Linked DNA regions of Homo sapiens: region 1 is linked to region 2. Evidence: read pairs that join two places in POLR2A ChIA-PET (ENCODE). Cell type or tissue: Panc1. All regions are shown on one strand.

Region 1 (8,000 bases), 530 kb after region 2:
TTTGAATTTCTTTAGTTTTTGTCTAGGTCCTTTTTCCGTCTCACTAGACAGAAGGACCACAGAAGGCCCATCCAGAGGACCACGTTATATTTGATTGTCATGTCTCCTTATGATCTCCTAGGCTGTAATAGTTTCTTAGACTTTCCTTGTTTCTCACGAGATTGATATTTTTGAGAAGTATTGGTCAGCTCTTTTGTAGAGTGTCCCTCAATTTGGGTTTATTATTTGATGCTTTTCACATGATTAGATTGGAGTCATGTGTTTTTAGGAGGACTGCCATCGAGGTGAAGTGTTATTCTTGTCACATCATATCCAAGGTACAGACTTGCAGCATGATTTATCATTGTTTTTGTTTTTTTTTGTTTTTATTTTTATTTTTTTGAGATGAGATTTCGCTCTTGTTGCCCAGGCTGGAGTGCAATGGCACAATCTCGGCTCGCTGCAGCCTCCACCTCCCAGGTTCAAGCGAGTCTCCTGCCTCAGCCTCCCAAGTAGCTGGGATTACAGGCATGCGCCACCACGCCCAGCTAATTTTGTATTTTTAGTAGAGACATAGTTTCTCCCTGTTGGTCAGGCCGGTCTCGAACTCCTGACCTCAGGTGATCCGAGTGTCTTGGCCTCCCAAAGTGCTGGGATTACAGGCATGAGCCACCGCACCCGGCTGATTTATCATTGTTAATGCTAACCTCAATCACCACACCTGGCTGAGATAGTGTTTGACAGGTTTCTCTGCTGTAAAGTTACTGTACTCTTTTTATTCCCCTTTTCATAGTGTACTTTTTAGAAGGAAGTCACTTGGCTCAGCCAACACTTGAGGGGGGAATTATGTTCCACCCCCTTGAAGGGGGCACTATCTACATAAGTTATTTGGAATTCTTCTGAAAGGGAGATTTGTCTTTCTTCCCTGCTTATTTATCTATTTGGACAATCACTTATTTAATATCAGCGTGGACTCACGTATATGTATTTTGAACTTTGAGTTATAACTATGACTTTGAGTATGTCATTTGTTGTTCAGATTGGCTGGGTTTGGCGATTGGGAACTCTCAGTTGGCTCCTGTGTTCCTTTAACATCTTCCAATGTTTTGCCTTTTTGAATACTTCCTTACTTGCTGGCACTACAAGACGCCTCAGGCTTATCTTGTATATTCCATGCCCTAACCCTAGAATCAGCCGTTCTCCAAGGAGCACTGGTTCCTTTTTAAGTAAAATGGTATTAGAAACCAAGATTTGGGGACTGGATGGGCTTTTTGTTGAAATGCTGTTGCTTCTGTACATAATATTTTAAGTGGGGAAAAATGGTAGATAAGTTGGAAGTGTTAAGAGTGGTTATTTCTGGGATGGGATTATATTTTGGGGGCTTTTTCTTACTTTAAAAATATTTTACAGTATATTTATTACCTCCAAAATGAGGGGAAAATTTTTTTAATTAAAAAGTGGAAATAACATTACAGTAAAAGTATTTACACATAAAGCTTTTAAAAATACATATATAAGAATATTTTCTTAGGATTCCCAGAATAGTGATTATTGAGTTAAAGGCATAGAATGTTTTCATAGTTAATGGTTTATATTGCCAGATTGCGTTCATACTCTCCAAATTAATGTATTGGATTATTTCAATGAATATCATCATTGAGTATTGTTTAAAAATCATTACTGATTTAACAAATGAAGAATTCTATTGTAATCTTTTATCTTGATGAAATAAATTTTGATTTTTAAAAGCAATCAGTGCTTTAAAGTTTGTATAGTCGAATATGTCAGTCTTTCTGTTTAGTCATTCATTAATTTTTAACCTTAGCAACCTTTTATTTGTATATATTTTGTTAATATTTACTTTCGTTCCTTCTACTTCTTTATGTTTTTTTTCTTTCCCCATCATTAATTCAACTGGAATTTGTTTTAGTGGGTAGGATCTAAATGTATCTCCTCTGCCTCCAAATAGAGTATCAGTTGTCCAGTTAGTACTTTATGCACAATCCTTTCTTCCTTTTCCATTGATTTGTCATGTTTCTTTATCATCTATTGACAAATATATTTTATACTTTAGATTTTTATACTGTACTCTGTGGGGTGTTTAGTCTAATTTGTGCTGGTTCTGAATTTTCTGAGTTTCAAGCATTTTAATATGTTTTTATATCTGTCAGGGTTAGTTTTATCTTATTACCATAGTTTTTGAAAAATTTCTGTTTTTACCTATTTATTCCTCTGAATGAATTTTAAAATCACTAATCATGTTTAAAATTTCCTGTTGGGATTTCGATTGCTATTTTGTTAAGCCTATAATTAACATGGTAAGAACTGGGAACTGTTAAATATATGTTAATTGGTCACTGCTAGTATATTCAATCACTTCACAGAACTCTTTTTTTTTTTTTTTTTTTTTTTGAGACAGAGTCTCACCTATTCTGTTGCCCAGGTTGGAGTGCAGTGGTGCGATCTCGGCTCACTGCAACCTCCGCCTCCTGGGTTTAAGCAATTTTCCTGCCTCAGCTTCCCGAGTAGCTGGGATTATAGGTGTGCCACCACGTCTGGCTGATTTTTGTATTTTTAGTAGAGGTGGGGTTTTGCCATGTTGGCCAGGCTGGTCTTGAACTCCTGACCTCAGGTGATCCGCTCGCCTCTGCCTCCCAGAGTGCTGGGATTACAGGCCTGAGCGACCAGCCCAGCCACAGAACTCTTACTCACATAATTTTCCACGTGATTGTCAGAGATTGTGTTTTAGATGTATAGCACACACCTACTGTTTCTAATAGTATCTTTGTTGTTTTTCCAAGTATACCTTTTTTTTGTTTTATATCTTATTGTATTAAACTTATGAAATGTTAGAAGGCAAAAGATACTTCCTTATTATGTAAACAACTTAAAAATTTTGTTCTAATGTAATAGCTTATTTCAAAGGAAACAGAAATGTCTTAGATTGTGATACCAAAAGGATTGATGAATAACAGCCATTTATCTTATCTGTGTTCAAAGCTAGTATTAGTTTATGACAATAAACTGAAATATGTAAGATAGATTACTAAAATTGGTAGAGAATACTTGGAGGGAGTTATGAAGCTTTCCTCAATACTTTGATTATTATGTTTCTTTTTATTCTTCCTGCCCTTACCCAATCTTGACTTCTAGGTAGGTCGATTTGGACAATTAACTTATGTTCGCAGTTATCAGGGAGAGCTAAAGAAGGGTGACACCATCTATAACACAAGGACAAGAAAGAAAGTACGGTTGCAACGGCTGGCTCGCATGCATGCCGACATGATGGAGGCAAGTACAGAGTCATTGTGAGATTAGAAATTCCTCTGATGTGGGTGAAATAGACCCTTCTTGGTATCCTGAGCCCCACTAGAAAATTAATTCTGGTTAAATATATGTTTCTAGTTTCTTTCTACTTAAATGTGTTGTAGCTCTGATCTAGCACTTTGCTATAGGATAAATTAGCAGTTGTTAACTCATTTTTTTTAATACCGCTAGTTGTGAATTAGCTATATTTTCTCAAGGGCCAAGGTTAAGGAAAGAGACAGTTCCCCAACACTCAGAATACAAGATTCAGCACTTTCCTCAAGAACTATTATTACAAAAAATGTAATAGGCATTTAAGACTGTGGAACTGTGATTCTTAAAGATAAGAGAATAATAAATTTACACAGTTTTCCACATTGTTTTATTTACCTTCTGAAATACGGCAGGCACAAAAGCCCTGTTTAACCCTAGAGCTTCTATTCCTGTTGTAGAACCCACTGCAGGACCATATTGGGGCCAGAATCCACCTGAAGATTTAAAAGCTTCAAGGGCTGATCTGGGAGATAAACTTTGACTTACGCCTTGAATTCTTGAGCTGGCTTGGAATCTGCTGTAGCCTTCTGTAGTCCTTATGGTTAGGCCTTGGAAGGAATACTGAGTGCCTGAATTTGTCCCCTACCCCCACCCTCTCCCAATCCATCTATATATTCCTGGAGAAATTTATCAGTTGAAGCAAAATCTTAACGAATTTTTTGGTAGCCATAACTTTTGTTTCTTCTAGAAGAGGAATTGTCAGTCTGAAAACCCGACAGCGTTGCTGTTTTGTGAGATAGGCAGCAGGGGGCAGGCTAAGTGATTGTCATAGCTGTTTCATGGACCAGAAGCTGGAAGATTTGTACAGCTGTGTCACCATTAAAGAAAGACATGCTTACTCACAGCCACAGCTGTTGTGAATGAACTGTCAATGTAAAACGACAAAAACTAGGAAGCTTGGAGGCACCAATGCTTTGTTCTTAGATTTCCTGTGTTTTCTTGACTGCTTGCATCTGTGAGAAATTAAAATTATTTTTAGTACAGTGGGCTCCATTCTCCTACCTTTGTTTTCAAAACTTCCTTTACAGGTTTCCTGTAAAGGAAGAGTATGTATGACAGAGTAGATCTCTGTCATACACAATCTCATTGTCTAACTGCGGCAACATATATAGTACATGCCTTTTTTTTTTTTTTTGAGATGGAGTTTTGCTCTTGTCTCCCAGGCTGGAGTGCAGTGGCGCGATCTCGGCTCACTGCAACCTCCGCCTCCTGGGTTCAAGCGACTCTGCTGCCTCAGCCTCCCTTGTAGCTGGGATTACAGGCACCCACCACCATCCCTGGCTAATTTTTTGTATTTTCAGTAGAGACAGGGTTTCACCATGTTGGACAGGCTGGTCTTGAACTCCTGACCTCAGGTGATCCACTCGCCTCGGCCTCCCAAAGTGCTGTGATTACAGGCATGAGACACCATGCCCCGCCAGTACATGCCTTTTAATTCCATAGAAATAACTTTAGAACCTTGAGGCACTGTGTTGTTAGTACTGCAGCTCCTTCAAGTAATGAGTTTTCTGTTTAAAGTAAAATCTTGTCTATTGATATATGGTTTAAATGAAGGCCTTTTAAAAATACGTCTTAGCATGGTTGATTATTGTATTGGTTCTAGCTAATTCACTATAGAATTCAAGCAGAGAGATTCTGCCACGCTTTTTTATATACAATGTGTGTACTGTACAGTTTACTTTTTAGTTACCACATCTTTATTTGTATTACTTGCAAATATAATTTTGTGTTATTTGTTTTTTTAGGATGTTGAGGAAGTATATGCCGGAGACATCTGTGCATTGTTTGGCATTGACTGTGCTAGTGGAGACACATTCACAGACAAAGCCAACAGCGGCCTTTCTATGGTAAGCCATTTAATTTCAAAGCTACTTATCACTAGAATTTTAAAAGTCTGTGTTTTTATGTAGTGCATTTAATACTTCAGAAAAACAACCACAGAAGTTTTCGTTGAGTACCACAGTCATCAAGTTAGTTGTGGCTCTTTGAATGTTGGTTATAGCTCTTTGAATGTCAATTAGACAAGTGCTCTGTAAGCTAACTTACCTGGTTTTTCATAGTAAAAAGGAAAACTTGGAGGATCCACAATCCTCCCAAGTTTAGCAAGGAGGAAATATCTCCACCAGATGGTACCTGGACAGTGTGGCTCTGATTCCTCCACCCTGAGACCTGCTTCCACACTTGGGGTGCATTTCTAATTGTTACCACTAACATCAAGCTAGTTTCAGTGGAGTGCTACTTCCTTATTAACTCAGTAGCCAGAAAGTATACTGTTCCCTCAATCCCTTTTGAGACCAGACTGTAACATTTAGACTAGACTTGGGATAACAGAACATAACCAGGCTCAGAAGGCAATAGGCAATATGCAACTACAGAGTCTGACTTATATAAATAGCCTGCCCTTTGGAACTCAGAAGTCCCTTTTTATCATTGAGGGATTCTGAGGGAAGAGCATGCACAGGTAGCTCCTGCCTTTGAATTCCCTTCACTCACTCACCTTTTTTGCCTCTGTAGGAGAGCAAACTCTCTTACATTATGACCATCTGTTTATGAGAGTGATCTCTTTTATGAATTCAGTAAAGAAAGAGTATGATGAGTACATAGGGTGACAGGTAATTTGCAGTGGGTCATTTACATAAGTACTGACCCAACTCTAACAGAATAGCACTGTAATACTTCCTGCTATCTAATGATGAATTCATGATTTTATAGTTTAGTTTTTTTATCTGTAGTATCCTCTAATGTGTATATTATTACCTGTTGATTTAAGACACTACAAAAAAAACATAAATCTATACAATTTTTGTTTGAGATCTAGATAAAAGGAATGTTTTCTAAGTATTATTGATAAGGCCTTCTCTAAGTACTGGTCATTAGCAACATGAAGTGATTGGTAGTTGTGGGAAGTGCTTACCAAGGCATTGAAACAAACAGGCCTTGGTTAGAGTCTCACCTTTGCCCTATACTACCTACTGGCCCTTAGCCAATTTGTTTTACCTTATTTCCAAGCCTTTAGTGACTGCATTCGTAAAATGGGGATAATACCTGCTTCTCAGAGTTGTAATTCATTAAATGAGGTGTCATGGGTATGAAGAATTTGGTGCCCTTTCTCTGTTTGCCTTATCAGTAATTGTATTATATTTTGATTAAATAAAATAACTTAGAAGATTGCAACAGCCACCAAGCAATAAGAATTTCACATCTCAGTATTTGGATTAATTGTAGTGATTATGTTAAACAGGGCAATAAATACATTCATTAATTTTATTTTGGGAAGGAGGAACCTATATAAGTAGATAGCTTTATTTATTTATTAATATGTTGTATTAATGTACTTATTTAATGCAAAACAGATCAAGATATATGTTGTCTAGCCTAAAGACATAGGCTACTATTTATCCTTTGTTCTGTTGTAAAGTGGCACATTAAAATTAATCTATCCCTGACCCATATGGGTCTGTTTTTTAATTCTTCTGTTTTCTTTTAAAAAATATTTTAGGAGTCAATTCATGTTCCTGATCCTGTCATTTCAATAGCAATGAAGCCTTCTAACAAGGTAGGAGTTTGATTTAAAGCTCAGTATATCACAATTAAAACTTGAGCTCTTTTTCATCTATCTCTACAATGCACTTGATATCTTGTAATAACCAGCAGTCTTATGGTCTCTATTTCCTCTGTTGGTATTGAGATCTTCTTTTTAAATTTACCAGTCTGTTTCTAATGATAACTCCTCAGTATATTTGAAGAAATGGATGGTATTAAAATATTCACCTGACTGTACTTTATAACTCTTTACTATATTGTTGGCTTCAGAGTGTTAAGTGTAACTTCCCGGATTCAGATCATACACAATTGGAAAAGGGGAATCGGGCACTTCTCCTAAGTTGTAGTAAAACCCCACTATAAAGTACTTTAGAATGTTGAACTGATTAATTGACTCATGGGTTATAAAATAGCTCTAGGTTTTCTGGTAGTTATGAGGTAAATGTCTGAGTATTGCATGGAAAGCCTGTAAATAAGACTTTTTTCCACTTTGAAATATTTTTTAAGATAATTTTATACTTTATAGTTTTATAATTGGGTTTGATGTAATTTAGCTTTTAATAAATCCAAAATTGCATGATTAGGTTTTGCATTTTCATTCTTTGCCATGGGAATTAGTCTGATCTCAAACCATAACTTTTTAGTTCTTAAGTTGCCTTGGCATTCATAACAATCATGTTAATGTGGTATATTGAAATTCACTTATTCATACATTGAGTGAACTTTTTATGATTTGTTATACAGAACTTATTACAAAACATACTCTGATGAATTGTCACGTGTGATAATATCACTAACAGCTGCTACTACTACATCTATTTTGAGGAACCTTGGGATTTTCCAGACCTTTTCTCAATATAGAAAAGAGAAAATTGAGGTGGCAGGAAATATTAAATTTCTCCATTTTCTCAGGAATTTGAGGAAAGGTGAACCTTACATCTTAACCTCAGTAGGATGCCATAGTTTATTCCAAGTACATTGTTAAAATTGCTTGCTTTTCTCTTTGGAAGTATGCAAGGTTAGAACTTATGCTTATGTATTATGCTTCTTCATTCCTAAATTCAGAGTTTATTTAAGGCATTTAACTGTTGATAATTTACAATAAGGAGGGAAATCAA
Region 2 (8,000 bases):
ATGTTGGTCAGGCTGGTCTTGAACTCCTGACCTCAGGTGATCTGCCCTCCTCAGCCTCCCAAAATGTTGGGATTACAGGCGTGAGCCACCGTGCCTGGCCTTAATTTTAAATTTTTTTAGAGACAAGATCTTGCTCTGTCACTCAGGCGGGAGTGCAGCGGTGCAGTCATATCTTTTGGACTCAAGGGATCCTCCCACCTCAGCTTCCTGAATAGCTAGTACTAGAGGCATGTGCCACCATGCCTAGCTAAGTTTTTTTATTTTTATTTTTTGTGGAGACTTGGCCTTGCTGTGTTGCCCAAGCTGGTATCGAATTCTTGGCCTCAAGCGATCCTCCTGCCTCGGCCTCCCAACATGTTGGGATTACAGGCATGAGCTACTGAGCCTGGCCTTGGTTTAGTTTTCATACCATATAATCTGATGATATTTGGAAAGATTCTAAGACCCTTAATACCTTAATTAGTACTGATCCAATCACTAAGTTATGAACCAGTCATATGACTGTTCAAGAGAAATAACATTTTAATTTATCTCTGTTTGCTTCCAGGAAACAGTGAGACAGTAAAAATCAGATGATTCTTTAGAATCTAGAAGGTTTTTCCTTAATGCTCATAATAAAAATTTTTATAGCAGTGATCTTTGATTATATTTTATTTCAGACGCAGGCATCGATCAAGCAGTAGCTCTTCTTATGGCTCCAGAAGGAAACGAAGTCGAAGTCGTTCAAGGGGTCGAGGGAAATCCTATAGAGTTCAGAGGTCTAGGTCAAAAAGCAGAACAAGAAGGTATGCCTTATTAAGTATTTATTGCTTTGTAACAAATTATTCCCAAATTCAGCGATGTAAAGCAACAATCATTTATTTTCTTATAATTATATAATTTTGATTGAGCTTAGCTGGCACTTATTTTTTTCTCACCTGGGGTCATTCATGCAGTTAGTCATCTGATAGCTTGATTGGAACTGGATGGTCTAATGTGGCCTCACTCATATATCTTGCATTTGGTTCTGGCTATTGGCCGGGGTGTACGTGGCTTCTCATTGTCCAGTAGGCTAGATTGGGTTTCTTTTTTTCAGCCCGGTGGTGGTAGCACGTGCGTTCCCCAGACATGAGTTTACTAGTATTTTGTTAAGGATTTTTGCGTCAGTATTCATCAGGGACTTATGGCTTGCAGTTTTCTTGTAATATATTTGTCTGGCATTGGTATCAGAGTAATGCTGGCCTGATAAAATGAGTTTGGAAGTACTCCCTCCTTTTCAGTTTTTTTGGAAGATTTTGAAAAGGATTGACATTAATTTCTTTTTAAATGTTTGGTGGAATTCTGCAGTGAAGCTATCTGCTCCTGGGCTTTTCTTTGTTAGAAGGTTTTTGCTTACTGATTCAATCTCCTTGTTAGTTATACGTCTGTTAAGATTTTCTCTTCCTTCATGATTCAGTCTTGGTAGGTGGTATGTTTCTAGGAATTTATCCACTTTTTCTAGGTTATCCAGTTTATTAGCATTCTTAGTAGTCTTTTATAATCCTTTCAATGTTTGTGGCATCAACTGTAATGTCTGCTGTTTCATTTCTGATTTTAGTTATTACGCTTCTGGTATTTTTTCTTTTTCTTTCTTTCTTTTTTTTTTTTTTTGGAGGTGAGGTGTTGCTCTGTCACCTAGGCTTGGGTGTATTGGTGCAGTCAGCTCACTGCAGCCTCAAACTCCTGGGCTCAATGATCTTCTCACCTCAGTCTCCTAAGTGGCTAGAAATACAAGCATACACCACCAGGCCTGGCTGACTTTTTAAAATATGTTTTGTAGAAATCAGTCTTACCATATTGCCCAGGCTAGTCTCCAACTCCTGGTGTCAACTGGTCCTCCCACCTTATCCTTCCAAAGTGCTGGCATTATAGGTATGATCTACCTTGCCCGGCCTCATTTTTTCTTAATCTAACTAAGTACTTGTTAATTTTGTTGTTGTTTTTCAAAAAACTCTTAGTTTTGTTGATTTTTTTCTAAAGTCTTTCTGTTCTCTATTTTATTTATTTTTTTCTCTAATCATTTTTATTTTCTTTCTTTGGATAATTTTTGGTTTAATTTGTTCTTTATTTAGTTCCTTGAAGTATTAAGTATGATATGAGACTTTTCTTTTTTTCTTAAATGTAGGTGTTCATGCTAAAACTTTCCTTTCAGTATTGCTTTTGCTGTTTCTCTTAAGTTTTACTATGTGTGTTTGTGTTTTCATTTGTTTAAAGGTATTTTCTAATTTCTCTTATGATTTCTTCTTTGGTGTATTTGGTTGTTCAAGAGTGTGTAGTTTAATTTCTACATATTTGTGGATTTTCTGATTTTTCTACTGCTATTGATGTCTAGTTTCATTTCTTTGTGTTTCGAAAAGATACTTGCTATGATTTCGGTCTTATTAAATTTGTTAAGACTTGTTTTGTGGCCTAACATGAAATCTGTCGTGGAGAATGTTCCATGTACACTTGAGAAGAATGCATATTTTGCTGCTGTTGTGTGGAGTGTTCTGTGTATTTATGTTAGGTCTAATTCATCTGTAGTGTTGTTCAGGTCCTCTTATGTCTTATTTTTCTGTCCATTATTGAAAGTGGATTATTGAAATACCCTACTATTACTATGTTACTAAATACTTCTCCCTTCCATTCTGGCAATGTTTACTTTATATATTTGAGTGCTCTGGTGTTAGGTGCATATATATATAATTGTTATATATTCCAGAATAATGACCCATTTATCATTATATAATTTTCTTTTTTTCTTGTGACAGTCTTTGACTTAAAGTCTATTTTGTCTTGTGTAAGTATGGCCACTTCTGCTCTTTTTTTGTACCATTTGTATGGATTATCTTTTTCATCTTTTTCAGTATATGTGTGTCTTTACATCTAAGGCACATCTTTTGTAAACAGCATATACTGTAATTGTATTTTGTGTGTATGAGTGTGTGTTTTGAAAAATTCATTCAGCTACTTTTGTGTGTTTTGTTTGGGGAGTTTAATCCAGTTACATTTACAATAATTACTGATGGGGAAGGACTTACTGTTGCCATTTTGTTGATTGTTTTCTGCCTTATAGCTATTTTGTCTCTCATGTCTCCTGCTGCCTTCCTTTTTGTTTTGTTGATTTTTGTATTGACATGCTATGATTTTTTTTCTGATTTTATTTTGTATATGTTCTATAGGTATTTTCTTTGTGGTTGCCATGAGGCTTACACAAAACATTGTCTTTTAAGTTGGTAATAACCTTTGACTTTATACAAAAATACTGCTCTTGTATGTTTCTCCACTTCTATTTTATGTTATTGATATCACAGTTTACATCTTATTGTATCCATTAATATAGCTTATAGTTAGTTATTTTTTATACTGTCATCTTTTCAATTCTATATCTGAATTAAAAATGTTTTACATACCACCATTACAGTGTTAGTGTACTCTGTACTTGTGTATATATTTACCTTTACCAGTGAGCTTTATGTTTTCATGTACTTTTGTGTTGCTGTCTAGTGTCATTTCATTTCCACTTGCAGGACTCCTCTTAGTATTTCTTGTAAGGCAGGTCTGGTAGTGAAGAACTCCCTTAGCTTTTGTTTATCTGGGAAAGATTTGATTTGTCTTTTGTTCTTGTAGAACAATTTTGCTTGATATAGTGTTCTTGATTGACAGGGTTTTTTTTGTTTTTGTTTTTGTTTTTGTTTTTGTTTTTGTTTTTGTTTTTTGCTTTCAGCACTTTGAATATATCACCTGATTCCTTTCTGGCTTGTAATGTTTCCTCTGCAAAATTGCTGAAATCTTATGAAAGCTCCCTTGTGTATGACGATTTACTTTTCTCTTGCTGCTTTCAAGATTCTCTCTTTGCCTTTAACTTTTGTTAATTAGATTATAATGTGTCTATGTGGGCCTCTTTTACTTCACTCTTGAAGTGAAAGGATGAAGTCTTTTGAACTTCTTAAATTTGGGTGCCTATTTGTTTTCTCAGATTTGGGAATTTTTTAGCCATTATGTCTTCAAATAAGCTCTCTGTTCATTTCTGTTTCTTCTTCTTAACTCCACAGTAAACTCTCTGTTTCTTTCTCTATCTTCTTCTATAACTCCATAATACGTATATTGGTCTGTTTAATGATGTCTTATAGTCCCTTAGGCTTCCTTCACTTTTCTTTATTCTTTTTCTTGTTTGCTTCCCTGACTCAATAATTTTGAATTGACCTTTCTTTGTGTTTTCTGATTTTATTCTTCTGCTTGACTGCGTTTGCTACTGAACCTCTCTAGTGAATTTTTCAATTCAGCTATTGTATTCTTTGGCATTAGCATTTTTGCTTTTTTTTTATGTAATTTCTCTTTGTTGATAGTCTTGATTTTGTTTATACTTTGTTCTCTTGACTTCATTTAGTTGTGCATCTGTGTTCTTTTTTGGATCATTGAGCTTTAAGACAACTGTTTTTATTTCTTTGTCAGGTAATTTACAGATCTCAGTTTCTTTGAGGTGGTTTCTGGCAATTTATTTGGTTCCTTTGATTGGGCTAGGTTTCCTTCTTTCTTTGACTGCTTTGTGGTTTTTTTTTTTTTTTTTTTTGGCTGAGTTTTTATGCAATTTTAAAAAACAGCTGCCTTTCCTAGTCTTTATGGACTGGCTTCTTATGGGGAAAGTCCTTCACCAACCAGCTTTTTTCAATATATGCCAGCTTCCTCATCAGCACCATTTAGCAGGTGAGAGATATCATTCCCTCTGGCACCTCTCCAAAATGCTGGAATATTTGAAGCATGTACTTCACTCTTCTCTCTCACTTCTGACGAAGAAACAAGTTGGATGTCTTTTCTCAATGGTGCTGAGTCATCCCAGTCTCTGTCTTTGGTACTGCTGGCCCTCTGGTGCCATAGCAATCTGTTTCTGTTCTCTTTTGCTTTTGTTGGCACCCAGAAATCTAACCTGTGCTGTTTCCATTAGTGCTCCAGGCAAGACAGAAACCCATCCCTTGGGTGGCCCTCAGAAAAGTCAGAATGTTGGACTTACATTCCATGCTTCTCTTTTCCCCAGTCCGTTACCCTAAAAGCCATGAGCTGAATGGAGATTTGCTGGCCTTAGGGACAGGTAAAGTAAAATGGTTCTTAATTATTTCAGTGAGGTTGTACTTGGCTTTGCGCTTGCCCGGAGTACTGCAACTTCTTAACTGTTTTTTGAAGTTCCATATAGGTATTTTGGTTTGTATATTGTTTTATCAGTGTCTTTCTTGGGGGAATGAGGGCTGGGATTTCCTATACTGCCATCTTGCCATCATCATTCTCAAGTTAACTTTTTTTGTTTCTTACAGGCTCTTTCTAACCTTTATTTTAAACTAATTTTAGACTAACAGAAAAGCTGTAAAAAATAATACAGAATTTCCTTATACCCCTCATATCACCTCACCTGGTACAGTAATCGAAAGCAGGACATTAACATTGATACAGTTCTAGTAACTAGATTATAAATCTTATCAGTTTTCTCATAACGTTCTTTTTCTGCTCCAGGATCCAATCCAGGATTCTATATTGCATTTAGTTGTTAATCTCTTCTTAGTCTCCTCCAGTCTACGAGAGTTCCTCATCCAAAGATGAGTCTGTGCTTGTCTTTCATGACTTTGGCACTTTTGAGGAATAATGGTGTTTATTTTGTAGATTGCCCCTCAGCCTGAGTTTGTGTGATGTTTTCTCGTGATTAGAGTGAGCTATGCATTTTTGGCAAGAATACGAGAGAAATGACATTGTGTACTTTTTATTGCATCATATCAAGGGGTCTGTGATACTGCTATGTCATAGTGGTGTTAACCTTGATCGTGTAGTTAAGGTGCCAGGTTTCGCCTGTGAAGTTACTATCTTTCCTTTTGTAGTTGATAGATATCTTGGGAGAGATATTTTCTAACTATAAGTATTCTGCGCATCTCCTCAACCTTTCACTTACTAACTTTAGCATCTCTCAGTGGTTTTTTTCTGTAGCAGTTACTTTGGGGTTTGCCTGATGATTCAAATTAATTTTTGTGTATCATATGAGATAGGGGGTTAGGTTCAATTATTTTCTTCATACGGAGATCTAGGAACATTTCTTTCTTTCTTTTTTTTTTTTTTTTTTTTTTTGAGACTGAGTCTCTATTGCCGAGACTAGAGTATAGTGACGCAATTCTCATCTCACTGCAACCTCTGCCTCCTGGGTTCAAGTGATTCTCGTGCCTCAGCCTCCCGGGTAGCTGGGATTACAGGTGCCCACCACCACGTCCAGCTAATTTTTGTAATTTTTGGAGAGATGGGGTTTCACCATGTTGGCCAGGCTGGTCTTGAACTCCTGACCTCAAGTGATCCGCCCGCCTTGGCCTCCCAGAGTGCTGGGATTACAAGCATAAGCCACCGCGCCTGGCCAGTCTAGCCCTATTTTCTTACTGAGTAGTCTTGGTACCTCTGTCGAAAACCAGCTAACTATACGAATGTGACTCTATTTCTGGATTGTTTATTTGGTTCCATTCCTTTGTCTGTTTTTATACTAGTCTTAGACAATTTTGATTACTTTGGTTCTATAGTAAGTCTTAAAGTTAGGTGTTATTGTTTACATTTTCATATAAATTTTAGAATCAACTTGACAATTTTGTCAAAAGCTTGCTGGGACTTTGATTGGATGTTTATTGAATCAGTAGAATAGGAGTATTGACATCATAGAATGTTTTATTTTATGAACATGTTGTATCTCTCCATTTATTTTGCTTTTCTTTAGTTTCTCCAAACAATGTTATGTAGTTTTCATTATAGTGGTTTTACACAGTTAGGGCAGCTGTGACAAGATACTGTGTGACTTAAACAACATAAATACATTTCTTACAGTTCTGGTGCCTGGGAGGTTAGAGATCAGGGTGACAGCATGGTCTAGTTCTGGTGAGGGCCCTCTTTTAGGTTGACAGATGGCTGTCTTCTTCTTGTGTCCCATGTTACATTTTGGAGATCATAGAGAGGAAGCAAATTCTCTCTTGTCTCTTCTTAGAAGGCCATGAATCCTGTCATGAGGGCTCCACTCTCATGACCTAATTACCTCCCACCAGACCCATCTTCAGATACTATCACATTGGTCATTAGGGTTTCAGCATATGAATTTTTGAGGACACAAACATTCAGTCTATAGCATACATATTTTGTTAAATTTATTTCCACACTTTTTGACACTATTGAAAATGGAATTATTTTAACATTTTATTTTCCATTTATTTGTTGAGTACAGGTTGAATATTCCTTATCTGAAATACTTGGGACCTAAAGTGTTTTGGATTTTGGATTTTTTCAGATTTTGTAATATTTACATATACATAATGAGATATCTTGGGGATAACACCCAAGTCTAAACACAAAATTTATGTTTCATGTATACCTTATACATGTAGCCTGAATAATTTTAAGTAGTATTTTAAATTATTTTGTGTATGAAACAAAGTTTGTGTATATTAAACCATCAGAAAGCAAAGGTCTCAGATATGGGATTTTCCACTTGTGGCATCATTCTGGCACTCAGAAAGTTTCAGAGTTTGGAGTATTTTGGATTTTTGGATTAGTGTATGTAGAAATATAAGTAATTTTGTACATGTTGTATATGTTTTGTACCTTTTATATTTTACATATTTTTGTATGTTTAGTTTGTATCCTGTAACCTTTCCACTCTTATTAGCTCTAGCAGATATTCTGAAGATAGCTTAAGATTTTCCATGAAAACAATTAATTACCTGAAAACTGAGTTTTACATCTTTTTAGAATTGTTTGCTATTTCTGTAGTTTTCTCGGCTCATTGCAGTGTCTAGGATCTACTTCTATGCTGAAGAAAAGTGATGAACGTGGGCAAACTTGCCTTTTTTCCTATCTTAGGAGGAAAGTATTCAGTCTTTGGCGTTAATTTTTTAAATTTTTTTATTTTTGTCTTTAATAATTTTTTGTTTATATATATATTTTTATTATACTTTAAGTTCTAGGGTACATGTGCTTTTAAATATATATTAACT

What was found. Peaks named below come from ENCODE experiments on the same cell type or tissue, not always from the same donor. Only the 100,000 strongest peaks of a DNase experiment are listed, where the experiment ranks them.
Region 1: POLR2A ChIA-PET joins it to region 2 with 10 read pairs; 5 of 35 experiments call an interaction of 5 or more read pairs at or near these places.

Annotation. Positions count from the first base shown.
Region 1 is chr3:158,655,790-158,663,789 of GRCh38, forward strand. GFM1 (G elongation factor mitochondrial 1) reads left to right here. Exons shown (of 18, transcript NM_024996.7): 9 at 3,133-3,270; 10 at 5,085-5,186; 11 at 6,839-6,895. Among named protein-coding and RNA genes, the nearest start is that of LXN, 13 kb to the right of the region's middle. In Panc1, CTCF peaks have their summits at 4,067 (motif pointing right) and 4,353; a DNase peak (open chromatin) is centred at 4,112; H3K27ac peaks cover 4,209 bases.
Region 2 is chr3:158,123,207-158,131,206 of GRCh38, forward strand. It overlaps RSRC1 (arginine and serine rich coiled-coil 1), which reads left to right. Exons shown (of 10, transcript NM_001271838.2): 3 at 660-785. Among named protein-coding and RNA genes, the nearest start is that of RSRC1, 17 kb to the left of the region's middle. In Panc1, no CTCF peak of the experiment used is centred here; no DNase peak of the experiment used is centred here.